Regions from separate parts of the Homo sapiens genome. Here region 1 is linked to region 2. A link is an interaction called in ENCODE POLR2A ChIA-PET data of the cell type or tissue named here. Cell type or tissue: PC-9. All regions are shown on one strand.

Region 1 (8,000 bases), 160 kb before region 2:
TAACAAGGGCAGGGCAAAGAATTAAAGTCCTGAGGACTGTCTCCAGCCCATAAAGGAATCAGCTTACTGTGATCTAATTTCATCTATAGGGTAGTGTTTCTCAACTTAATTAAAACTCATGTTCCCTTTGAATTAGTATTAAAAAAGAATCCTCTCATTTAAGTTTAAAATTTCACAACAAATCCACTGCTATAATGAAAACATAAATCAAGTAATAGTAATTCTGAATATTGTTTTTTTTGTTTTTTTATTTTGTTTTGTTTTGAGACGGAGTCTTGCTTTGTCGCCCAGGCTGGAGTGCAGTGGCGCGGTCTCGGCTCACTGCAAGCCCCGCCTCCCAGGTTCACGCCATTCTCCTGCCTCAGCCTCCCAAGTAGCTGGGACTACCGGTGCCCGCCACCACACCTGGCTGTTTTTTTTTTTGGTATTTTTAGTGGAGACAGGGTTTCACCGTGTTAGCCAGGATGGTCTTGATCTCATGACCTCGTGATCCGCCCGCCTCAGCCTCCCAAAGTTCCGGGATTACAGGCGTGAGCCACCGTGCCCGGCAACTGAATATTTCTTTTCAAACTACAAAGACACTCTCTCCAGCCTTGCCCTGAATTTGTACTCTCCTAATTGAAAATCACTACTTTAGAGATTGCTTAAAAATTAATTCTTACCTTTTTCATTGAGTCAGAAAACTTCTGTCTCTTAATTTTATTCTTTGGAAAATGACAAAACTCATTATATTAACACAAAAAGGAAACTAAGACGCAGCCATAAAAAAGGATGAGTTCATGTCCTTTGTAGGGATATGGATGAATCTGGAAACCATCATTCTCAGTAAACTATTGCAAGGACAAAAAATCAAACACCGCATGTTCTCACTCATAGGTGGGAATTGAACAATGAGAACACCTGGACACAGGAAGGGGAACATCACACACCGGGGCCTGTCATAGGGTGGGGGAAGGGGGGAGGGATAGCATTAGGCGATATACCTAATGTAAATGACGAGTTAATGGGTACAGCACACCAACATGGCGTATGTATACATATGTAACAAACCTGCACGTTGTGCACATGTACCCTAGAACTTAAAAGTATAATAAAAAAAAAAAAAAGGAAACTAAGACAATATCAGTGGTGAATTTGCTAACATTTTTGAAGACAGAATGGTAATTACATTCGATAAGCCTAAACAGGATCAGTGATTTGGGAGAAATCTAAAAAACTCCAATCAATCAAAAAAACTCCAGGAAGGTGATGCATGGAAATATGTTTTTTTTTATAACATTAATTTGCTTGTTCCTATTTCAATAAGGTAAAAGCTGAATTTCATCATTTTATTCTTTGTAATCAATTTATTTGTTGAAGTATAACACACTGCAAAATATCACACAGCTTGACACATTTTTCTATATACATATACTGGTAAAACCATTACAGATCAAGATATAGACCATTCCCATTACTCTAGGATCCCTTCCACCTCTTCTGTTAATACCCCTCCTTCAATAAGTAGCCACAGTTTTGATTTCTGCCAGTATAAGTTAATTTTGCCTGTTCTTAAATTTTACACAGATAGAGCTATATAGCATGTACTCTTTGTGGCTGGCTTCTTTTTCTGCACACAATGCCTATGAGACCATAACTAAAGTCAAATTCCATGGTCACTAACCAATAATGGCATCTCAAAGAAATTCCAACCTAGAGAAATTCTGATGATGTGGTTAGAACACCAATCAGGACACTCACTTCATGGTTGATAATTCCCGACATGCACTGATTCAGACCCAGCTTATTGAATTCATTGAGTCCACAGGCCAGCACTTTGCCTGACTGGGTCAACAGAAATGTCCCATCACAGCCACATTGAACTGCAACAATAATCAAGGCCTTGGGAACATCCACCTGCAAGAAAAAAATCAGAAAAAGAAATCCCAAATATATAATTCGTATTAGAAAAAAAGCTCTCAAATTCTTTCAAAAGAGACATGCTGCATTTAGCAGAATGACTACAGGAAAGTGAGGACTGCTCTATTCTTTTCAGGTTTGCCCAGTGTCTTAGAGACTACTTTTTCTTTTTTTTTTTTTTTGAGATAGAGTTTCCCTCTTTTGCCCAGGCTGGAGTGAAGTCGTGCGATCTTAGCTCACCGCAATCTCTGCCTCCCAGGTTCAAGCGACTTCTCCTGTCTCAGCCTCCCAAATAGCTGGGATGACAGGTGCATGCCACCACGCCCAGCTAATTTTTGTATTTTTATTAGAGATGAGGTTTTGCCACGTAGGCCAGGCTGGTCTCGAACTCCTGACCTCAGGTGATCTACCCACCTTGGCCTCCCAAAGTGCTGGGATTACAGGTGTGAGCCATCACGCCTGGCTGAGACTACTATTTTCTTTTCTTCTTTTTTTTTTTGAGGTGGAGTCTTGCTCTGTCGCCCAGGCTGGAATGCAGTGGTATGATCTCAGCACACTGCAACCTCTGCCTCCCAGGTTCAAAGCGATTCTCCTGCCTCAGCCTCTTGAGTAGCTGGGATTAAAGGCGTGTGCCACCATGCCCAGTTAATTTTTGTGTTTTTAGTAGAGACAGGGTTTCACCATGTTGGCCAGGCTGGTCTCGAACTCCTGACCTCAAGTGATTTGCCCGCCTCGGCCTCCCAAAGTGCTGGGATTACAGGCGTGAGCCATTGTGCTCGGTCAAGGCTACTGTTGTCAACGAAGAGCTCAAGTTTTACAATATCAAAGAAAAGGTGACAGTTCCAGGTCAACTAAACAAGACAGCACCCTCTCAGTTTGTCTTAGTAATAGGTCCTACTTAGGGTGACCTGTCAAAAAGTTGAGAAAGAAGCTTCAATTCATTGCTGATTTTGTCCTTTGAGATGGAAGGCTGCTTGACAGTTACAGAAATTCAGTAGCCCTGTGGGGTCCCAATCTGGTCATTTTATAGGAGAGGTGACAGAGTACTGAGGTAATATCTAGGACTTCCAAATGCTCATATCTTTTTACAGCTAACTAGACAGGACTGGAGAAGGTGGGGTGATGCATGTGTGGGGTCACAATGGATGTGTGTAAAACCTGAAACCTCAACCCTCAGTTTCTGCCACAGCCTTTCCAGGAGAAAAGGAACAGCTGGGAATCCCATTGAGGATGGTCCCTAGAAATGCATAATAATTTAATTTTTAAAATATAAATAAAAACTGGTTTGGCTAAAAGTTCCCAAGGAAAGAAAAAAAAAAAAGAAAACAGAAAACCCAAAACACTGCTAACAATAAATGGTATAGCTGATTTAGCCAACCCTCCAATGGGTAAGCCTGTGCCCTAGGGTAGGTGGGAGAGATGTGACTGTGCTTTTCCCCCAGCTGGTATCAGCCTCTGTGAGCCTCTCACAGGGCCAGCTCTGGCAAGGCTGAGAGTAATTAGATAATATGTTTCATGCAACATGACCGCTAAACAAAAACAACTATTAATATTTCATCTGGTGGTCAACTGTAGAAACAGGAGAGGAAAATGGCTGTGTTGGGTTAAGAGACAGTATACTGCTTTACAGTATCTTCTCGAGTTTTCCAGGGTATTTGTAGCTATATGTGACTTTTCTGCTGTACACGCTGATTTTAGCTGTCATCCCTGAGTAAGATGTGACTTCACAATGTCCACAGTCGCTGTATCCACTTTCTCAATTTTCTGTGATTTGGTCAGATGACAAGACCACAGGGTGCTAAATCAGGAATCCTAAATTGTCAGTCTCCCAAACAGGAAACACTTCGGAAATAAATACCTTGATACAACAGAGCCAAGGAAAGAGGACATATTATTGGAGTCTGTGCGACTTAAGATAGGTTTTAGAAATAAGTTGCTTCTGATTTTACCTTTTGTGGTGTATAATAATCCTCTTCTGAATCCAAACCCAGTCGTCCTGAAACACACATAAGAATGAAAATCATTATAATGAGGGCTTCCTTCCCAGTGAATAGGTTCTGTAAGATTCTCTTTTGCCAGGTGCGGTGGCTCACACCTGTAATCCCAGCACTTTGGGAGGCCGAGGCAGGTGGATCATGAGGTCAGAAGTTCGAGCGAGACAAGCCTGGCCAGTGTGGTGAAACCCCATCTCTACTAAAAATACAAAAAATTAGCTGGGTGTGATGGTGTGTGCCTGTAATCCCAGCTACTCGGGAGGCTGAGGCAGGAGAATCACTCGAACTCGGGAGGTGGTGGTTGCAATGAGCCCAGATCATGCCATTGCACTCCAGCCTGGGTGACAGAGAGAGACTCTGTCTCGAGAAAAAAAAAAAAAAAAAAAAAAAAGATTTACTGAATTAACACTTCTCATTTAGGGGCTGCATGATGGGTTTAGATGCATACAACTTTGAAGTCAGGTTGTATACCTGTGAAGAAGTGGACAGAGACAAGGCTACCCCTACCATATTCGCCACAGCCCCAAGAATAGACTTCCTTGTTTCGTGTCAGAACCACCACATGATTATCTCCACAGGAGACCTGCTCCACTGGATTGCTGAGGAAGAAGTTCAGCTGCATGGGTTCTAGCACTTCAGGGCCAGCAACTTTGTCCACCCCCATGCAGCCATAATAATCTGATCCGAAGGCATAGAGCTGACCCTCATCTGCAAAAGAAAGGAAAACAGAATCCATCAAAGGACTGACTTATTTTATCTAATCAGAAAGTTGGGCAGGGCTGGAATGAGGACTACCCCAGCAAATGATCTCACATGAATTGATTATATCCAAGAAATTAAAAGGACAGACTGTGCAAGTCTAGAGTTCTATGTCAGAGAGTCATGTGTACTACTACTACTATATTAAACAATTTAAAAAGTGGTAGCATTATCACATTAAAAGGACTTAAAATTTTAATGGGGCCATCTTTGTTATATAGATAAAAAAATAAGTCCCAAGGAATCATTAACTAAGTAATGACAAGACCAAAACTAAACTTAGGTCTTGATCCTAATTTTGTGTTATTCATAGCCTGATGAGGTGGTAAGATTATTTTTCCTGCCAACCACGACACACATTTTCTCCTGATCCCACCTCTTCTCTGTTACCCACCTGTCTTCTCCTTGCTCACCACCCCCTAATACTATAGCAAATTTGGTATGTTATTATTAATGAGTATATTTGCTCAAGGTCCTCTGGTTCTTTGTATACTGTCTTTTGTTTTAAAATCCCAACTAAGATTGCACAGCATTAAGCAAAATACCCCCACATTAAATGCACTTAAGACACTTTCTGCTGATGGCTTACCAGTCACACAGACAGTGAAATCATCACCACATGACACCTGACGGATAGCTTTGCCTTGCAACTTTTCCACATGCTTTGGCTGTCGATAGGAGGCTTTGTCTCCATGGCCCAGCTGACCATGGAGTTTAGTGCCTCCTTGCATGTTCTGTGAAATAAAGAGGTCTTATGACTTTTTTTTTTAATTACATTTTATTAAACTTAAATTTTAAAGAGATGGGTTCTCGCTATGTTGCCCAAGCTGGTCTTGAACTCCTGGGCTCAAGTGATCCTCCTGCCTCGGCTTCCCAAAGTGCTGGGATTGTAGACATGAACCACCATCCCCGGCTGAGAGGTCTTATGAAGTTTTAATTTTTCATGCCAAAAGCTGATCTTTAATGGAACTTCATATGAAGAAAAACAGTAGAAAAAAAGAGCTAGAAATTTAGAAATTAGAAAAAAATGGGCAAAGGGATTAAACATTTTAATAGCAAGTAGTATACAGATCCTGCCAACAGGTAAAGAAAACTTAAAAAGTATCCAGATTAATATCCATTAATCTAATCTTTGTCCTTCAAGTCTAAGGTAAACTATATATTTAATTACAGGTGATGGTGAAAAAAATTCTTTATAATATAGTCTAACTTTGTTGCTTTCTACAGGAATATAGCTTCTTGAAAATCTGTACTAGAAGTTTCATAAATTTTGGTCACAGTTTCCCTGAAACATGGAAGAGTTATAAAGAATCTGGCTACATCAAAGAGGCTGCTATACAGCAATGAGACTAGTCCTTGATGACTTTTCAACTTTTTTTTTTTTTTTTGAGACAGAGTTTCGCTCTTGTCACCCAGGCTGGAGCGCAGTGGCTCGATCTCAGCTCACTGCAAGCTCTGCCTCCTGGGTTCAAGCGATTCTCCTGCCTCAGCCTCCCAAGTAGCAGGGATTACAGGTGCCCGCCACCACGCCTGGCTAATTTTTTGTATGTTTAGTAAAGATGGGGTTTTGCCATGTTGGCCAGGCTGGTCTCGAACTCCTGACCTCAGGTGATCCACTCGCCTCGGCCTCCCAAAGTTTTGAGATTACAGGTGTAAGCCACCATGTCTGGCCTTTTCAACAGTTTTATAGAGAAAAATAATTCTATTAAATGAGTATACTACAAGTCCTCATATTTTATATATATATGTGTGTGCGTGTGCGTGTGTGTGTGTGTGTGTGTGTGTGTGTGTGACAGTATATATATATATTTTTTTTTTTGAGACAAGGTCTTGCTCTGTCACTCAGGCTGCAGTGCAGTGGTGCAATCTTGGTTCATTGCAATCTCCACCTCCCAGGCTCAAGTGATTCTCATGCCTCAGCCTCCTGAGTAGCTGGAATCACAGGCATGCGCCACCACTCTCAGCTAACTTTTGTATTTTTAGTAGAGATGGGGTTTTGTCATGTTTGCCAGGCTGGTCTCAAACTCCTGGCCTCAAACAATCCACTCGCCTTGGCCTCCCGAAGTGCTGAGACTTCAGTTGTGAGCCACTACGCCCAGCCAATAAATGTTTAAGATACTAATTTCTCTCCAGCAGCCTGAAATGAGCCTGAGAACGCATAGCAAGAGACAGGAGGAAAGCCAAGAGAACATGCTATCACAGAAGGCAAGTAAAGACAAAGCTTCAAGAAGGAGGGAGTGGTCAACTATGTCAAATGCTGCCGAGAGGTCAAGCTAGGTAAGGACTAAAAAGCATCTGTTTTATTTTAGCAATTTATGGGTCATTTTGTCAAGACTAGTTTCAATTGAGTGGCAGTGGCAGAGATGGAAGCTGCATTGTAGGTGAATGAAGAGAGAGTGGGAGATAAGGAAACAGACAGCAAACACAGACAATTTGTTAAGGAAGGTGAGAGGGGAGAATCTAGAGGGCAACAAACAAATTCTACACAAAATATACCTAGCCATCTTCAATCACTGCTGTGGGCTTCAGGGGTTTCCTGACATGGTATAGTCCTTCCTTTGTTTACAAAGCTATTTCACAGGTAATAGTTGCTCTGAACCTCATGGTAATATAACAGAGTAATTGAGTGACTTGTCTGAAATCATCCAGCTGTAAATGGGAAACCCCAGTCTCCTGAGTCTTTCAATTTTTCTCTCCCTCTCTCATTCATTCATTCAAAAAACATTTATAGGTGACCTAATATGTACCAGCCCTGGGCATACATCAGTGAACTAAACAGACAAAATCCCTGCTCTTATAAGAGCTTCCATTCCATCACCCCATGTTGCCACTCCCTTAGTATAGGTTCAACTAATAAAATGCTTAGACATCGTGGGCCCAGTAAACAATTAGGCTTACAGCACTGTTCCAAAATGCTTAGCGTTCACTTACCACCCAAGTGTACAGTTCCTTCTCCACTGTGACCACAGCAAAGTGGGTATTCCCTGCACAGACCTGCCGGGCACTACAGCCACTCTTGATAACATCCAGTTTCTGGGGGGTGGATTTTCCACCACCCCAAACATAGACTTCACTGGTTCGTGATGTTACTACAGCAATGGGTGCTTCAGTCACAGTGCTTGACCTGCCAACAACCCCCAGAACAAAGGAACATTTAACATTAAAAACAATATCAAAGAAAAATGCTTCCAGTCTGTTCCCTGAGAAGAACTGCCAATTATGGTATGAGAAAGTATGTTCTTTCTCGACAACTTGTTTCAATGTGCTCTATCACAGCAGACTTTGCAATTCCTGCCTCAGGGCTTCATCACAGCTTGGCCAGATCAGATTCCAGTCTGACCCATAACA
Region 2 (8,000 bases):
GTTGCTCATGCTGGAGTGCAATGGTGCGATCTTGGCTCACTGCCGACCTCGGCCTCCCAGGTTCAAGCGATTCTCCTGCCTCAGCCTCCCGAGTAGCTGAGACTACAGGCACGTACCATCATGCCCAGCTAATTTTTGTATTTTTAGTAGGGATGGGGTTTCACCATGTTGGTCAGCCTGGTCTCAAACTCCTGACCTCAGGTGATCCACCCGCCTGGGCCTCCCAAAGTGCTGGGATTACAGGCGTGAGCTACTGCACCTGGCCCTGAGTTTCTCTCTTATTAGTCATTCCCTGGTAGGTACTTAGGGAAATAAATTTACTTATGCAGGTCACCAGAGCACTATCAACTACACTGGGGAAATATTTAGCCCAATTATATGGTGTGGATTAGAAAATTATAAGATCATTATTTTAAAAATTATATTGAATTGGCTGGGTGTGGTGGCTCACGCCTGTAATCCCAGTACTTTGGGAGGCTGGGGTGGGAAAATTTGCTTGAGCCAGGAGTTTGAGATCAGCCTGAGCAACATAGTGAGATCCCATCTCTACTAAAAAAAAAAATTATTGAACCTATTCAACCAAAATAGTGGAATAATATACCTACATCATTGAATCGTGGTGAATATTAAATAACATAACAAGGCTGGGTGCGGTGGCTGACACCTGTGATCCCAGCACTTTGGGAGACCGAGGCAGGAGGATTCCTTGAGGTCAGGAGTTTGAGACCAGCCTGGCCGACATAGTAAAACCCTGTCTCTACTAAAAAAAATACAAAAAGTAGGCCGGGCATGGTGGCTCACACCTGTAATCCCAGCACTTTGGGAGGGCGAGGTGGGCAGATCACCTGAGGTTGAGAGTTCGAGACCAGCCTGACCAACATAGAGAAACCTTGTCTCTACTAAAAATACAAAATTAGCCGGGTGTGGTGGTGGGTGCCTGTGATCCCAGCTACTCGGGAGGCTGAGGCAGGAGAATCGCTTAAACCTGGGAGGCAGAGGTTGCTGTGAGCTGAGATCATGCCACTGCACTCCAGCCTGGGTGACAGAGTGAGACTCCATCTCAAAAAAAGTAGCCAGGCATTGTGGCGGGCACCTGTAATCCCAGCTACTCAGGAGGCTGAGGCAGGAGAATCGCTTGAACCGGGAGGTGGAGGTAGCAGTGAGCTGAGATTGCGCCACTGCACTCCAGCCTGGGTGACAGAGTGAGACTCCGTCTCAAAACAAAACAACAACAAAAACCATAACAATATTTGTAAAGCACTTCGCATAATTCCTGAGCAAGCACTCAATAAATATTAGCTATCATTATTTCTCTTTATTCAAGAAGTATTTTTTGAGCAGCTATTATATGCCAGATACTGTGTTAGGGGCTAGAGAGTCATTGATGAGTAAAATAGGCAAGGTGTCTGCCTTCTTGGAGTGGGGAGATAGACATTAAATGAATTCATTTAATTCAACAATTAACAGCTATTAGGATCAGGCTTCTCTAACTCCTTGGGGGTACATCAGTGAATAAAACAAAGATCCCTACTCTTGTGGAACTTAATTTTTAGAAATTAGCCCAAATGCTTTCTAAATAAATGTATTACTAGAAATGGTGGTAAGTGCTAATCATGAAAAGCCTAGGGTGGAATGAGGGCTTCTAAAAGGTTCCTAATTCAGCCTGGCTGCTGGGGAAAGTCCTTTATGTGGATGTGACATTTTAAGTTTGAGATCTAGATAAAAAGTAGGCTGAACTGAGACGAAGAGTGGGAGGTGGAGGCAGAGAACATATGTATAATGCTAGTAGCTCATATTTAATTCCATGTTCCATGCCTTTTCACAAACGTTCTAGAGGACAGGACTGCCAAAGATGAGAGGAGATTCCTGCATCCGAAGTTTGCAATCAGGCCGGGTGCAGTGGCTCATGCCTGTAATCCCAGCACTTTGGGAGGCGGAGGTGGAAGGATTGCTTGAGCCCAGGAGTTCAAGACCAGCCTGGGCAATATAGGGAGATCCTGCCTCTCTCTCTCTCCCCCAACCCTGCCTCTCTTTTAAAGACATTCCCAATCAGATTGAATTTAGTTCTCAGCTCCAGGATGCATGGCAGCAGCTGCCTAGTTTTTGCCTTCTCAGGAATCACTGACAGTTGGCAGTTGCCACCTCAGCTTCCCTTGGTCCCCATTACCTGGAACAATCAGTCCCAACTACGCTAGGAATGACCTCTCTGTAGCTAGGTGTGGTGGTGTGCGCCTGTAATCCCAGCTACTTGGGAGGCTGAGGCACGAAGAATTGCTTGAACCTAAGAGGCAGAGGTTGCAGTGAGCTGAGATCATGCCACTGCATTCCAGCCTGGGTGACAGAGCGAGACTCCGTCTCAAAAAAAAAAAAAAAAAAAAAAGGAATCACCTCTCTGGGAATTGACTTCAGCTTCTTTTACTTGCCTTAGTGAGTGTCACCCTAGGGCCCCCAGAAATATGTCAGCATACATTTGCTGCTGGATTTAAATAATCTAGGGTGGGCTGAATAATCAATCTTTGAGAGTTGAACTAGCTTCTGAGCTACAAACATGCACATAATCCTTTAGCCCACTTTTCCTTTGCTACTGAATTTTCTCTAATTTAAGTTTTAAAGCTCTTCTTAGGTCATTTCCACCAGCAAGCTTTCAAGCCCTGGTTCATATTCTAGCTTAGAAATAGTTCACATAGTTCTGTGTAGACATAATATTTACGGGAACCAGAGATGGGTGGATTCTGATAGTGGCTTGTGGAATAGTCTCCAGTGCAGTCAAAATAACAAAGAATTTGAGAAGCAAATGCTTTGAGAGTCTAGTTTCCCATAAACTTCTCAAATATACAGGCTTAAATCCTGTGTAAGGATCAGCAGAATCCAGGAAAGTAGGGCCCTGTTTGAGAAAGCCTTGGTTTGTTCACTGTTTGCTGTTTTACAGCACAAATTCTGAACTCTGTTTATTGTCAACAGCTCTCTAACAAAGGACACAATGGAATGTGCCTGTTTTCAAATTCCTGTAAAAAAGGGCCCTGGAAGACCTCCAAGCCTGGTGTCGGTGATTTACTTCACTATTTTTCAGTGATTTCACTTAAGACTCTAAGCTTTTGAGAGAGTTCTTACCAATCATCAACATTAGTGTGGAGCTACGTATAAGAAGGATCTAGATGGGCTGTAATTGAGTGAGAATAAAATACAACTATCCATATCCTGTTGGAAGTGTAGGGACAGCTAGGGAGGAAAGTGAGCTGGGAGTAGCTGGGAACTTTTTACATTTAGTAGCACTGATCCAAAGATCTGGAGGGAGGAGGAGATTGCTGTTGGTAAGTCAGGCAGTAGGGTTTGAGGTGCACCTTGCAAAGACGGCTGGTTTCAAAGGTGTGGGGGCATTGGCACTTATGTTTCTCAGTACATAACCTTACATTGGGAAGCATCTCCTCTGCCCTGAATACCCTGCTCCTTGTTCTTCCATGGCTAGTTCCTTGCTATCATTTGCTTCTCATGGAAATTGTCTCCTTCTTCTACCCAGTCCAAAGTAGCAACACACTTCTTCACAACATATTCTTCCATTTTAATTACCTGCCCAAGGCTGGGCATGTTGGCTCACACCTGTAATCCCAGCACTTTGGGAGGCCAAGGTGGGCAGATCACTTGAGGTCAGGAGTTCGAGACTAGCCTGGCCAACATGGTGAAACCCTGTCTCTGCTAAAAATACCAGAATTAGCTGGGTTTGGTGGTGCACACCTGTTGACCCAGCTACTCGGGAGGCTGAGGCACGAGAATCACTTGAACTGGTGAGGCAGAGGTTGTAGTAAGCTAATATCGTGCCACTGCACTCCAGCATGGGCGACAGAGCAAGACTTTGTCTCAAAAAACAAAAAACAAACAAAAAAATTACCTGCCCAGCACTTACTTACTTTTATCTGACATTTTTGTTTTCTTATTAATTCATTACTGGACTATAAGCTTCATGTTGGTAGGAAGCTTGCCTGTTTACTGTGGAGTCTAGTGACTGGTACATAGTAGGTGCTCAATAAAAGTGATGAATGAGTAGCAAGGAATAGGATAATTGACTTTGTACAATTTGAGTTAAGAAGGGATTAACTTTGCAGCGTCCATACAAAGTAACTGTAGGTAATTGGTTTTTTTCTGACCCTTATACAAGGTAATAATATTTTGAGGTATGTGAAAGTCATTTCTTTCCTGGAAAGAATTCTGAAACCAATGGAAAAATAGAAAGCAGGCTAGAGATATCTGATAAGAATACGACTGAATTAATCTCAAACTAGATGTGTGAAATAAATGCCTCAGGGCTGCTCTTATCTAAATGTAAATCTAAAACATCTTAATCTGAAATTCCTCAGCTTTCTGCATTATTCTCTGGTCATTTTACCATATGGGCCAGAAATGGGTAAGAAGTATAGAAATTATGACCTGGGGCTTGGAGCTGTTGTTTGGTGAAACCGTTGATTTCGTGGGCCAATGAGTAGAGTGCTAGTTGAAGAACTTTTTTTTTTTTTCTTCCATTTCCCCAGCCTATTTCATAACCTCTTACTTCCTTCTTTTCCAAATTCTAAGCTCAGACAGACATCAGCTGGATGAAGCCCCAGGTTCAAACAAACTTGCCTTGGATATCAAAGTACTAGTAGCAAAGGAACTCCCAATTCCTCACCTGCTGTGAAGTTTCCCATTCACTGCAAGCAAAGTCCAGGTGAAAGCAAAGATTCTTCACCCGCAGAAACCCTCTGGGCAGGTAACTCATGATGTATTCCCAGCCACCTGATGAATCTGGAGAAAGGAATAGAATGGTTCTGCCAAATGATTTAAATGAAGAATCCTGTGGGCCCAGCCCAGCCCTCTATGCTAACCAATCTGAAGCCGGCAGGTGTGTGGTGTTCTGTTTATAGCTGCCAGATCAGCTCCTGTTGTAGGTTCTATATGCTGGCCTCAGCTGAGCCTGTGGTATGTGAGCACAGTTCTGTGCGATCCAAACAATTGACAAATACTGACCTGGCCCCAGCCACGTGCCCAGTCATTGCTGGGCTGCCCAAGAAACCAACTAAGCACATTCTGGGGCAGGGGTGGGGGGCATTCAAGAAAGAAATCAGAAAGCTGTATTCATTATTCTATTGACTGAAGGCTTAGTATTGTGTCAGGCACTGATCTGGCAACGGGGAAACAGTAATGTCTCTTTCCCTCATGGAACTTACATCCGGGCATTATTTCAGCATACTTATGAGTTTTCCTTATTTATTATTTATTTATTTACTTACTTACTTATTGAGACAGTTTTGCTCTGTCGCCCAGGCTGGAGTACAGTGGCGCGATCTCAGCTCACTGCAACCTCTGCCTCCTGGGTTCAAACGATTCTCCTGCCTCAGCCTCCCAAGTAGCTGGAATTACAGGTGCCCACCATCACACTGGGCTAATTTTTTATGTTTTTAGTAGAGACGGGGGTTTCACCATGTTGGCCAGGCTGGTCTTGAACTCCTGACCTCCAGTGATCTGCCTCCCTCAGCCTCCCAAAGTGCTGGGATTACAGGCGTGAGCCACTGCACCCGGATGAGTTTTACTTTTTTAAATAAAAATGTATTTTACAACGCAGTGTTGCTTTTGTTTTTAATTACTTGAAAGGACACCATAATCATTTCACTATTAGGGCCATAAATGTTTACTGTGGCCCTGTGGCCAGCACTTTTAAACTAAAAATTGGTTAGATTTTTACTTTTATGCACACATATTTTCTAAAAAGTTTCTTGGCCGGGCATGGTGGCTCATGCCTGTAATCCCAGCATTTTGGGAGGCTGAGGTGGGTGGATCACCTGAGGTCAGGAGTTCAAGAACAGCCTGGCCAACATGGCGAAATCTCTTCTCTATAAAAATACAAAAAATTAGCAGGACGTGGTGGTGTGCTCCTGTAATCCCAGCTACTTGGGAGGCTGAGGCAGGAGAATTGCTTGAACCCAGGAGACGGAGGTTTCAGCGAGCCGAGATCGCGCCATTGCACTCCAGCCTAGGTGATAGAGTGAGACTCTGACAAAAAAAAAAAAAAAAAAAAAAAAAAAAAAAAATTCATTTTGAATTAGGCTAAATTTGTGTAAAAGAAAGGATCTGGGGTGTAACCAACCTCAGGTAAAGTTTCTCATTGTGCTAATCATTGTTTTGGGGTGGGGTGGTTGTGGATTTAAAACTAAAGCATCCCGTACGATCTTGTGCGGTAGGTAGTGGAAACATTTACTACACTTGATCTTAGCCAAAAGGCCAAGAAGTGATTATGTGGAAACATTTAGACAGCAGGTGTGATGGGTCTTTGTAGTTCTAAGGATGGGTATACCCCTTGGGTTTATAAGCATCTAAATTATGCCCGATAAGAAAATTGCTGACTAGGGGCTGGGCATAGTGGCTCACGCCTGTAATCCCAGCACTTTGGGAGGCCCAGGCAGGCGGATCACCTGAGGTCAGGAGTTCGAGACCAGCCTGACCAACATGGAAAAACCCTGTCTCTACTAAAAATACAAAATTAGGCCAGGCGCGGTGGCTCACGCCTGTAATCCAGCACTTTGGGAGGCTGAGGCGTGTGGATCACCTGAGGTTAGGAGTTTGAGACCAGCTTGACCAACATGGTGAAACTCCGTCTCTACTAAAAATACAAAAAATTAGCCAGGCGTGGTGGTGCCTGTCTGTAATCCCAGCTACTCAGGAGGCTGAGACAGGATAATTGCTTGAACCCAGGAGTCGGAGGTTGCAGTGAGCCAAGCTGGTGCCACTGCACTCCAGCCTCGGCAACGGAGCAAGACTCTGTCTCAAAAAAAAAAAAAAAAAAAAATTAGCTGGGCATAGTGGCACATGCCTATAATCCCAGCTACTCGGGAGGCTGAGGCAAGAGAATCGCTTGAACCTGGGAGGCAGAGGTTGCAGACTGCATTCCAGCCTGGGCGACAGAGCGAGACTCTGTCTCAAAAAAAAAAAAAAAAAAAGAAATTGCTGACTAGGATTTTGGTTTCCTAACCTGAGAAGGATAGAGGTAATAAACCACCCATCAAAGCTCTCTGTCCAGAAAGGGAATCCATGCTGCCTTCTCCGTCACAAGGACAATAACTGATGAACCTCTGTTTAACATTTATTCATAGGCCAGGCACGGTGGCTCACGCCCAGAATCCCAATACTTTGGGAGGCCAAAGTGGGAGGATTGCTTGAGCCCAGGAGTTCGAGACCAGCCTGGACAATATAGTGAGACCCCATCTCTACAAATAATAAAAAAAAGTAGCCGGGCTTGGTGGCCCATGCCTGTGGTCCCAGCTACTTGGGAGGCTGAGGCAAGATGATCGCCTGAGCCCAGGAGGTCGAGGCTGCAGTGAGCGACCGCATCCTAGCCTGGGTGACAGAGTGAGACCCTGTCTCAAAAAAATAAATAAACAAAAATAAAAATATACGTTTATTCTACAAGGATTTGAGTGCCTTGGTGTCAGGAAGCATGGTACTGAGGATAGATAACTGCTAAATAAGACAGATAAGGTCCCTGCTCTTGTGGAGCTTACGGACTAGTTGACGATGGCAATGAAACAGTACATAAATGGACAGGGTAATGTAGTGATAAGTGCTAGATAGAAAAGAAAACCAGGTAACATGACAGAAAGTGACTGAAGGGCAAAGGAGTTTGCAACAATGGATGGGGAAGACAGGAGGGGCTTCCTGGAGAAGGTGACATTTGAGCAGATGTTGGTCAGGAGGAAGAGTCAACTTGTCAAGGTCTGTGAGGAAGAGGGAAGAGTGGGTACAGAGGCCCAGAGGCAGAAGCAGCTTGGCATATTTGAGGGAGAGAAAGGCCAATGTAGCTGGAGTGGAGTGCAGGAAAGTGGTTCAAGGTAAGGTTGGAAGGCAAGGCAGAGGCTGAAGCCTGTGGACTGGGAATCCTCATAAGAAGTGTAGATTTTTATCTAAGTGTCATTCTGTAAACTGACCTCTAAACAGGTTTGGGGGGATAACAGTTCTGTTTGGTGTTCTGATTTAAT

Evidence for each region. ChIA-PET counts read pairs that join two places held together with the same protein. Peaks named below come from ENCODE experiments on the same cell type or tissue, not always from the same donor. Only the 100,000 strongest peaks of a DNase experiment are listed, where the experiment ranks them.
Region 1: POLR2A ChIA-PET joins it to region 2 with 5 read pairs; 7 of 35 experiments call an interaction of 5 or more read pairs at or near these places.

What each region holds. Positions count from the first base shown.
Region 1 is chr14:75,102,102-75,110,101 of GRCh38, forward strand. NEK9 (NIMA related kinase 9) reads right to left here. Exons shown (of 22, transcript NM_033116.6): 10 at 7,584-7,776; 11 at 5,242-5,386; 12 at 4,401-4,601; 13 at 3,849-3,895; 14 at 1,741-1,896. Among named protein-coding and RNA genes, the nearest start is that of NEK9, 21 kb to the right of the region's middle. In PC-9, no CTCF peak of the experiment used is centred here; no DNase peak of the experiment used is centred here.
Region 2 is chr14:75,264,520-75,272,519 of GRCh38, forward strand. It overlaps the pseudogene LOC124903434. Among named protein-coding and RNA genes, the nearest start is that of FOS, 10 kb to the right of the region's middle. In PC-9, no CTCF peak of the experiment used is centred here; DNase peaks (open chromatin) are centred at 2,661 and 4,446.